Linked DNA regions of Homo sapiens: region 2 is linked to region 1. The links are chromatin contacts, found by Hi-C or POLR2A ChIA-PET in ENCODE. All regions are on one chromosome and are shown on one strand. Each heading gives the region's core, a stretch centred on a gene start or an enhancer-like site at or near the end of the contact. The rest is flanking DNA. Distances are from core to core; before and after follow the strand shown.

Region 1 (5,336 bases), core at 1,474-3,973:
ATGGCACGTGTATACCTATGGAACAAACCTGCATATTCTGCATGTGTACCCCAGAACTTAAAGTATAATAAAAATATTTTTAAAAAAGAAATTCATGTTTCTCGAACTTTAACATGCATACAAATTACCTGAATGTTTTGTTAAAATGCACACTGTTTAGGAAGACTGGAATGGGACCTGAGATTTCGAATTGCTCTCCAACTCCCAGGTGATGCTGAGGCTGCTGTGCATGAACTACATTTGGAGCTGCAAGGTTACTATTCCCCCCTGTTATCTCAGGACCTTAAATGAAGTGTTGTCAAAAGTTACAGCCTGGTTTCAGCTGTGTCAAGGAAATATCTCTTATACACCAGACACGCAAGGAACAGGGAGGGAGTGCATCCCACTTTTCCCTTCCCTCCTCAACCAAGAGTGGCATGGAAATAGCAGCATTCGCCATAGGCAGGTCAGCAGTTCTAGAGGAGTAAATGGCAACTGGCAGTTGGCCTAAGTGGCCAGTGGACGGAGTGGAGATTGATGGCCTGAGCCCATGGAAGCAGAGATTAACTGACTCAGGAAAGCACATGAAATACCACCACCTTTGAGGATTCCTGGGGAAGGGGACTGTGGCCCAGCTAATTTGATAAATGGAGTCTTGAAGTTGCTGTAAATAATAGGAAAATGACTTTCCTTATTTATGTTTGCAGGCTAGGGAAAACTGGACTTACAGGGAATGAATCAAGTTGGATAGTTGAAGCTCAAAAACCACTGCAGAATACCTTTGTGCTTAGCTTTGTGGCTGCTTCATTGTGAACAGCTGCCTTTCACAGTTGTTTGTATTTAGTCTATGATATTGAGAACAGACAATCCTAAATGGGAGAGGACTGTCTAGTAGAATCCTATGGATCCATGAATGAAAAAGGTGCAAAAATACGTTTTTGACTGCATGCAGGGCACCTCAGCTTTTGCTACATGGTATTCTTACAAAAGTAATTGAAAGCAGAGGAATGGTAAGGAATGAATCATCTTTTCATCTCCTGCTATGGAGTAACCAGTACTTACATTCTTTTTCCAACCGCTGGTGTTCCTGAATTGGTAAGGTAAAATGTTAACAAGTTGACTTTGAGACGGATGAATCAGCAGGGAAACTGTTGAATGAGTGAATCAATGAAGTGAAAAGTGAAATAGGGGTTTGTCAGCACCATCCAGGCAGCAGATGGATGGAATTTAAGAGGGGATGGCAGTGAGGACTGCCTGCACATTTTTCTTCTTCTCAGTATTAATAATTGAGAGTAGCTTAATCATCAAGTTCCCTCTCCAAGAGCTACATAAAGTGGGGAGTCCTTTTTAACTTTCTCATCTGTAGAAACAATGATTTTAATCAAAGTATTCAGAGTTAAATTCTGTAAGCCCTAAGCCCTGGACAGTGATGAAGGCCGTGGTCTATCAGGGAAGGTAGGAGTTGGCTGGATTAAGGGTAGGGAATTCTACATGAAAGGTACAAATGTGACTACAAATGTTACTACTAATCGCAAATGCTTACACAGCATTTGTTATGTGCCAAGCACTCTTCTAAGGGCTGTACATGAGAAAACCCAGAGTCAAAGCCACATCCTGCCAGGAGCTTTGAAGGTCCCCAAATGCAAAGGCGGCAGGGGTGAAGAATGGGAAAACTTGATTTACAGTATTTTTATTTTCTTTTCTGCATATTCTGGCAACCTACCCCACTAATCACATAGCGGTTAAATTGAAAACAAATGAGTTTATGTAGTCCAAATTCAGTAAAGGTAGATTACAAAAGGAAGAAGGGAAAAGTTTTTATTTCTTTTGTGGAGCTTGGTGACAAATTCTTTTGAGGCTTACACTACCTTCATGACAAGGTCTGATATGATCCTCTCTATTCTACAATTGCCTCCACTCCCTCTCCCTTCCCCTCTACCAGTTTCTTCAAGGACAGCTGAAATCTAGGAATGAACATGTTGATACACCTAATCCTGGGCCCTCATGGAAATATTCATTAAGAATAACCTTACCCTTTGCCAACTGCTAGATAAACCAGTTTCATCAGATGATGCACACTGGAGCCAGATAACTTCTAAAGACCCTTGCAAATCTGTTTCAGAATGCGTGACCTATCCAATCCTTCCTCTCATGGAAACACCAACTCATCCATGCCCTCTGTGCTGAAACTTCGTCTCAGCCTGCTGGAATCACCTGCACCCCATGGGAACTGTAGCCATATCTTCAGTCCTGTGAGCCCCCGTCATGGCCTGTCACAGGAGTAAATGAGGAGTAAGGTGAGAGAGGGCACTAAAGAGAGGATAACTAATCAATCAATCATCAATTTCGACCAAGCCTCTCCAGTTGTGCTTGGCTCCTCTGAGGTTAGGAGACATGAGGAAGGTGAATTTTCAGTTTCCATTTTGATTATTTTAGAAAATACTGAGCAAAACGGCAAGCACATCCTGGTGACCTTTGGGAGCTCTTTCTACATGGAGGGGCACAGGGGCAGCAGTGTTTGAGGACTGTTAGGTGGAACCTACAATTCTGCCTTCGTCCGCCTACATCTGATCTATATATTTAGTAACGATTCTGAGTCAGGAAGTTAGGAAAGTTTTCATGCACTTCATTTGTATCTGTATTTGGCTAAGTTTGTGAGTTGCTATGAGGAAATAAACAAACAAAAGCAGCTCTCCCTCTCCTCCGCCCCCACGCGCCACTCCATGCAGGACAAGGGCTCCAGGCTGATGACGGTGGCTCCGTTTCCCTGACTTACTTCATCCTCTCCTACAGCTCTTTCTGCTTGGAAGCTCAGGGGCTGAGCAGAGGCCCCAGGGCTGTGTCACTATGGAGAAGAAGGCTGCGAGATCGCAGTGTGAGCACTGACTCCCTGTCCCCACACCCCGGCTGCCTTGTTCTTCACCCCTGCCTGCAGCCTTAGCCCTGCTCCAGACTGTGGGACCAGACCTGTCCCTTGTTGGGAAACTGAGGAGTCCAGCAGCATTGGTTACACACTGATGAGCTGCCCTGCTCTGACCTCGTGCTCCAGTTCTGGTAACTGGGCTTCTGCTTTGACCTATGATCCCACTGGGTAGTGTTTTGTCACCCTGACTTGTGTCCCTGCCCTGAGTTTCAGTTTGTCTAAGCCTGAGGTCATTCCTCTGAACTTTAGCTCCTTAGCTAAACTCTGCTCACACCTGTCCCCTATTTTGACCATCCACTGGGCAGCCTGTTTAATGCTTTGTGTTCTGTTTTCTCCTTGGTGCTCAGCTGCTGGTACATCATGGCTCCACTTCCCTGAGGCTAACTCTCCTCAGATTTTGACCCCTGGGATCTACCCTGATTATTTGGTAACTGTACCTCTATTTTACTTAGGATTCTCCACTTAGGGATTTACTTAGGGTTACCACTGAATGGTAGAGCTTCAAGCCTGCTATTCCTATACGCCACTACTTACCTTGCCTTTGGAGATTTCTTTAAAAAAAAAAAATTGACTGCCGCTGCTATGTATTAATTGAGATTCATTTGATTAAAGGGGGAGAAACAGACTTTGTCCAGTTTAAGTAAAAAGAAAAATGTATTGAGAAGATCTGAGTTTAAAAACCAAACCTCAGCAGGGTAAGAAGTAGGGAGGCTCCAGAGACCTTAACTGTGGGAATATCTGGACTTTCCCTTTAGGATGCTCTGTGGCTCAGCTCCAGGACCCTCAGGTGCCGGTCCTCTGAACACAAATCTCCACATTTCCAGGAAAGACAATATGATTAGCCCGGCTTCATTTAGGCATTCAGCCCTGAAGAAAGTAGCCCTGGCTCATGTCACCAAGTAAAGACACGACCTCTGGAACTCACCTCACTGAATCGGGGCAAGTCCCTGGGAAGGGGCCAGGGATGTGAACTGAGAAGTTCACTCCAAGAGTCACACCAGGCATGATCATGCTGGCCTCAGATGACACGCCTCTCCTAGCATGCACCCCCAGCATGACCTTAGTTCCTCCAGCACAGCTGAAGCATTTTTAAAGGCTCTCACAGAAGGCTAGATTTTTAACAAAAACATCGAATAAAAGAGGAACATAAAATGAGAAATACACTTTGTAAAGTAAGATGCGTTAGTCTTCAGCTTGAGATATCTTACCGGATGCCTTCTTGTCTTCTTCAGGGCTGGGTTTGTGTGTCCAAAGCCATCTTTAAGCTTTGCTCCCAAGCCAACTGAGCCAACTCAAAGTTCAGAGGGAGAGAGAAAGGCTAGGAATTCTGTCCTATCTGGCTAAGGCCTGCCTTCAGAGTGCCGTTTTCCCACCTCCTCCTCAGATAAGTGTGACACTGGGACTAGCCTCTCTTTTCAGGAGTAAACCTCTTCCCTTTCTACAGGAGTATGGTCTGGCCTGATGTTTAAAAAAAAAAATACTCTATCAGGGCCGCTTGGGCGCAGCTCACATCTATAATCACAGCACTCTGGGAGGATGAGGCGGGAAGATTGCTTGAGCCCAGGAGTTTGAGACCAGTCTGGGCAACATATGGAGCTCCTGTCTCTATAAAAATAAAAAAAAAATTAGCTAGGTGTAGTGGCATGTGCCTGTAGTCCTGGCTACTTGGGAGGCTAAGGTGGGAGGATTGTGTGAGCCCAGGAGATCAAGGCTGCAGTGAGCTATGATTGCACCATTCCATTCCGGCCTGGATGACAGAGTGAGACTCTGTCTCTGAAAAATAAAAATAAAAACTAAAGCTCCATGCAGCCAATGAAAACATATATATATGTATATATACAGAGAGAGAGAGAAAGAGAGAGAGAGAATCTATCAGAGCACTACCTAGTAAGCCCAACCTAGTAGTCCCGCTATTTATCCACAGGATAGTCACATCTAGTAGCAGGAGATTGATTTATTCTATCACCCAAATGCTAGGACATCTGTGATTTTGGTCCCGGTCATCTCACTGTGGCTTACTGCCATGACTACTGTGTTATAATCTGATTCAGAGTCAACATACACTGACTGTATGTGGGTGATCTGCCAGGCTCCATGGGTAAACATTTATACCTGTGTTATTTAATTCATTATTTAACACAAGTCACATAAGATTCTCTTGGAGAAAGTGTGGTAGCCAAATCTGTTTGGTTAACACTGACTCATCTGCCTTTCTTTTGCAGGCCCAGAATACTCAGTACCTCTCAATGACCCTCAGACGCTGTAGGAAGAGGATTGGTTCACCTTTTAACCCAGAATTTCTCACATTGAATGGTTAGTGTAATCCTTTTCTGTCTAGTCATATTTTTGCTGAACTAGCTTTCAATGGAACACTTTTAAGGAAATGAGAATTTAATTTAATGTTGCCAGCATTTCTGTGAAGAAGGTGCCATTA
Region 2 (5,336 bases), core at 1,604-4,103, 62 kb before region 1:
TCTACATCAGATATCATCTTCTTTTCGACCTGGCATTAACTTGAGCTGAGAGTCATCTTCCGGGGAAACATTCCACTCAGGAGATACAGCCTTTTTTGATGAGAAACATGGATCTAGGAGTCTATTTTTTCTCATTTAACAGCACGAGGTTTAGTAAGGGACACTTTGGAAGGGCCCTTCTACTTCGGTCAGAAACAGTCTTTTAAAATATGTCATTTCCAATAAACAAAATTCCCTGGTTAAAGACTGTGAGTCTTTAATTCTTCATTTCCTGAGAGGTCTCTAATAATCTTTTACTAGATTATAATTTTTAGTTAATTGTTTCATAAGGTAATAACAATAAGGGAACATGTCTCCCTTTACAATTAAGGAGTTACAATTCCATGGGGACAGATTCATAGGTTTGCCAGTTATAGCAACAACTGACATTTTCTAAATGAGACTGATCTTAGGTTAAGAAAAACCAATGGAAGAGACTTTGGCCATGGAATCTTTAAAACTTCTGTTATTTTTGCCAATTGAATCTTAATTATTCAATTTGTATGCTCCACCAATCTAAATGATTGGGGATGACACGCACAATGAAAGTGTTGGAGGAGAGGCCAACTTTTACATACTGACTGAATTTTCTGTCTGGTAAAATGAGTACCTCTGTCACTGTGGAGTTTTAAGGGAGCTCCCCAAGTCAGAATAATCTTTCCTGAAAGAATTTTACTTACTGCTAAGGCAGTCAGTCAGTCACTCTTCTACATGGATAGACTTCTAATCAATGAGAAAACATGCAAATAATCACTAGAACATAATGGTATCCTTGCAGTGGTGGCAGCTGAATAGAATCTAATTGTCGTACTTCATAGGGGCCTTCAGTTAAAGGCAAATGTCCTCGGGAACTGTGTAAAGGTTTCCCTAGATTATATTTTGAGCAGATACATGGCAGTGATTGTATACCTTGTGAGCTATAATCAGAGATGGTTTTTGAAAGTATTGTTTTCCCCAAGCAACCATTTCATCAAGGCTCCAATGAGTTGAATCACGTCTATAGGTTAAAAATGACGACTGTAATTCAGCAGGAAGCATAGGTAAATTATTTGGCCCACACCACACCTCATCTTTGGGAGAGTATGTTCTCCTTTTCGTCTTCCAATTTTCCTGTTCAGCTTCTGGAGCTCTGTACTTAGCTCATTTTTTGTCAAATTCAGGTGCTTCTTTAAAAGTTAATATAGGTTACTTTTCTTGTTTAGATGCATTTAGTGCAGCTCTTTTTGCTGCCTTATCAGCTAGCTGATTTCCTTTGCTTTCTGGAGTATCTGATTTGGGGTGATCTGGGATTTTAATAATGGGCAGTGATCTTGGTATAATAATAAGCCTTCTAGCAATTGTGAAATAAGGTGTCCAATTTTTACAGACTGGTCAGAAGTGGTTAAAAACCTTCTTTGTTTCCATAGCATTCCAAAATCATGAGCAACTCCAAAAGCAGATCTGCTGCTTGCATGAATATTAGCAGTTATTCCTTTTGCCAGTTGACAGGCCCTGATTAATGCTACCAGTTCTGCTTGTTGAGTGAATGTGGCTCCTGGAAGGCAATCACTTTCTATTTCTCCCATTAAAGATACTATAGCATAACCTGCACAATAAGTCCCAGATTCATCCTTTAAGTTAGATCCATCTGTAAACCAAACAACATCAGTGCTAGGAAGGGGAGTCTCCTGGAGGTCTGTCTGGGAGAGAGAAGCGGTTGGTTAAGATTTTGCAATCTTGTGCCCTCTCATCTGAAGCCAGAGGTAGAAGAGTGACAGGGTTTAGATGATTGGACCTAGAGATTGTAATGTGAAGGACAGAATTAGGGGGATGCTGACCTTTAACAGTCATCTATATCCTTAATCCCCTAGAAGTTCGCCTGTTCAATACATCGGTTCTACTTGCTTCTGGAGTCTCAATTACCTGAGCTCACCACAGCCTAACATTTGTTGCATATTAAAGCAGTTGTCTTTAATTCAGAAGTGGTTTTGGAGAGCTTTATGTCTTCTTCCTATAGGGAAAGAACTTTGTCAGAGCCTCTCTTGAAAAGGTCTAAGTACCATTGGAAGTAACTCTCCCAATTATTGTTTAATTTTAGAGCTGTTTTTCTAGTTGTGTGTGTAAATAAACTAATTTAGGTATTTCAAAAGTATCTCATTTTGGCCATTGTAGTTTGGTGTCTTCACGGGTTAAGACTATTTCTCTAGATATTGACAGGAGGTGGCCCCATAAGTATTGCCTAGGAATCCAACTGGAGTTTCCATAGGTTGATCTCTCCTTTCAGAAGGAAGATGTGGTTTTACATAGATAACTGCCCATAAATTAAGTTCTTTTTAAGCTGAAAGTGAAAGATGTTTTGGATGTGGTGTGCTGCCCAATGAGGATTACTCCTCAAGGTGTCACCTACGAGTTGCTTCTCCCCTCTTACACATCTTGGCAAAACCCATGAGTCCTGGGTGCTTAAGGCACAGGGAGAGCAGCCTTTCATGGGGCCCCCTGGGTTAAGCAAGATTCCCCCTGTGTTCTTCTTTGAGGATTGCCTATGGGACCATTGCACATCACAAGCAATGAGCTCAAACACTCCCACAGGAACCTAGTTGCCTAAGGTACATTTTGTCCAGGAAGAATAGTGTCCCTTATCTTCAGGATTTATCTTCATTCTGATTAAAAGCTTTTCCCTGGCTTTGGCCACTCAGAAGGGACTTTAGATATGTCAAATGAACCCAGCTTCCAAGTTTAGCCAGTTTTTTTTTTTTTTAATTACAAACTTTGCTTAAACCACAAAAAAATTCACTTCCTCTTTTCAGAGAGAGAAATGGTTTCCTTTCCTGACCATAGTGCGAATGAGAGCAAAGGCTGCACAAACTCTAATGCATAGTTCAACAAACAACTGTTAACCTAAATCTATAGGACAGGCACAGTAGCTCATGCCTGTAATCCCAGCACTTTGAGAGGATCACTTGAGGCTAAGTATTGGAGATGAGCCTGGGCAACATAATGAGACCCTGTCTCTACAGAAAGTAAGTTAGCCAGGCATGGTGGCCCTGCACCTACAGTCCCAGCTTCTCCTGAGGATGAGGTGGGAGGATTCTTTGAGCCTAGGAGTTTGAGGCTGCGGTGAGCCATGAGTGCACCACTGCACTCCAGCCTGTGCAACAGAGCAAGACTCTGTCTATAAAAAAAAGCAAGACTCTGTCTATAAAAACAAAACAAAACACAAAATAAACAAAACAAAACCTGCAAAGAGCAGAATCTCTAGAGAACAAAACCCAAAACCTTACCTGAAAAGCAGAGCTTTAATTCCAGCTCTATTGAGCGTGGAATTAGGTGGCTTGAATAAGGTCTGAATATCAACAAAAATCAGGGAGATTTGAACTTGAAGAGGAACCTCACCAGAGACTCCTCCTGGCTCTAGTGAGGTCGAGTGAACAAAAGTCATTCATGCTAATACCAGTGCCCTGACTGTTGTTGGTGAAATGGTGGGGATCACTGGCGGCTTGCTTTGGGTCCCATCTGGGTCACCAAAATGTCATCCTAAAATAATCAAAAGGGTCAAAATCTAGTTTAAAGTGTTCAAATGCAAAGTCTGAAGATAGCCACCTAGGAAGCACAGATTTCAAAGAATGGAAGTGAGTGTTCTGAAGTGTCGAATTAGTTTATCTTTGGCCAGTGGCAACCTATTCAAGTTGTCTTTTGAATCTTTTGAGCAATCTCAGTAATCTCTGAGAGCCTCCTCGTTGTCTAGTATGACAAAATGTTCTAGGCTCATCCTCTACTTTTCCTTTCTCAGACTTGGAATCAGCCATTTTTTCTTTTTCTTTTTTTCTTTTCCTTTTTTTTTTTTTTTTTTTTTTGAGACAGAGTCTCGCTCTGTCACTCAGGTTGGAGTGCAGTGGCAAGATCTTGGCTCACTGCAACCTCCACCTCCCAGGTTCAAGAGATTCTCCTGCCTCAGCCTCCTGAGTAGCTGGGATTACAGGTGCGCACCACCACGCCCGCTAATTTTTGTATTTTTAGTAGAGATGGGGGTTTCACCATGTTGGTCAGGCTGGTCTTGAACTCCTGACCTCGAGGAGGGTGATCCACCCACCTCGGCCTCCTAAAGTGCTGGGATTACAGGTGCATGATTGCTTTGATTTGGAAATGATGACTAGAAACAGCAATATGAGAATTAAGACTCCTCATTGCTCTTAGGTTGATCTTTTCAGAGGATAGAGGTAGGAAATATATATATATTTTTAAATAAAATACATCATGAATTTATATATATTCAAATATAGAATAGGACTTTTAACTCAATCTTCTGCATCTTACGTTTGTATTTCCTTTCTCTCATGACAAAAATCCTGGTTTCTGATGGCACCAAGACAATTACTTATTTGCTTAATCTCACAATGCACACGACAGTCTCAGAATAACAATACCTACCACTAGCTGCAGTGATTTGATAATTTTAAGATTTATTTGCAGTTCTTTTTGTCCACAGAGTATATCTCAATAGAAATTTATAGTCAGTTTACAATGTTTCAAAGTCATTTGGAATAGTTCCTCTATGTGGTTTTGCCATCCATCTGATACACAGTTGTATTTACTTGACTAATTTTGCTCTCAATTGTTAAGTATCTGATTTTGTTATGTTTAATTTTGTTTTATAATTATGCAAAGTATTTACACTGTACCAAATTCAAATATACAAAACAAGGTATATTCATAGAAGTATTGCTTTGACCCTGTCCCTTCTTTTTTTTTTTTTTCCCTCACTCTGTCACCCAGGCTGGAGTACAGTGGCATGATCTCAGGTCACTGCAACCTCCTTCTCCTGGGTTCAAGCGATTCTTGTGCCCCAGCCTCCCGAGTAGCTGGGATTACAGGCATGCACCAGCACGCCCAGATGGGAAACTCCTTGTCTACTAAAAAAATACAAAAAAAGGGGTCTCCCCATGTTGGCCAGGCTGGTCTTGAACTCCTGACCTCACTTGTTTTACCCACTTCGGCCTCCCAAAGTGCTGGGATTATAGGCATGAGCCACTGTGCCTGGCCCTGCTCCTTCTATATAATTCCTTCTTTCATCATAGATAACCATTTAAAGAACTGTATATGTTAAGCCTTCCCTGCCTTTAAAAAATTTAAGGACTTGTCTGAAGATGACTCCATGGTAATATAGAGATAATTCTCATTTCTTTTTTGTAGCAGGCTTGTACTCCATTGTATGGCTGTATCCTGATTTATTCTTTATTGAATCCATTCTCCATTATGGATATTTGGATTGCTTCCAAGTTCTTTATTATTATTAATGGTGTTGCAATGCATGGCCTTGT

Evidence for each region. Hi-C counts contacts between places; a loop is a spot of excess contacts on that map. ChIA-PET counts read pairs that join two places held with the same protein, here RNA polymerase II (POLR2A). Pooled maps may share reads with other maps.
Region 2: a loop to region 1 is called in a pooled map, with 2.0 times the contacts of the local background. The contact joins two enhancer-like sites. A Hi-C loop is called at or near these places in 1 of 168 maps with a recorded cell type or tissue (PC-3) and 1 of 50 pooled maps. POLR2A ChIA-PET finds 5 or more read pairs at or near these places in 2 of 52 experiments (HepG2 and IMR-90).

What each region holds. Positions count from the first base shown.
Region 1 is chr2:215,747,183-215,752,518 of GRCh38, reverse strand. It overlaps LINC00607 (long intergenic non-protein coding RNA 607), which reads left to right. Exons shown (of 10, transcript NR_037195.1): 2 at 2,102-2,276; 3 at 5,125-5,215. Among named protein-coding and RNA genes, the nearest start is that of LINC01614, 32 kb to the right of the region's middle. Within about 2 kb of position 2,723, at least 11 of the 41 ENCODE cell types and tissues checked have a DNase peak (open chromatin) inside an H3K27ac peak, as active enhancers do.
Region 2 is chr2:215,809,293-215,814,628 of GRCh38, reverse strand. The region is part of intron 1 of LINC00607 (long intergenic non-protein coding RNA 607); the gene reads left to right. Among named protein-coding and RNA genes, the nearest start is that of LINC00607, 32 kb to the left of the region's middle. Within about 2 kb of position 2,853, at least 2 of the 41 ENCODE cell types and tissues checked have a DNase peak (open chromatin) inside an H3K27ac peak, as active enhancers do.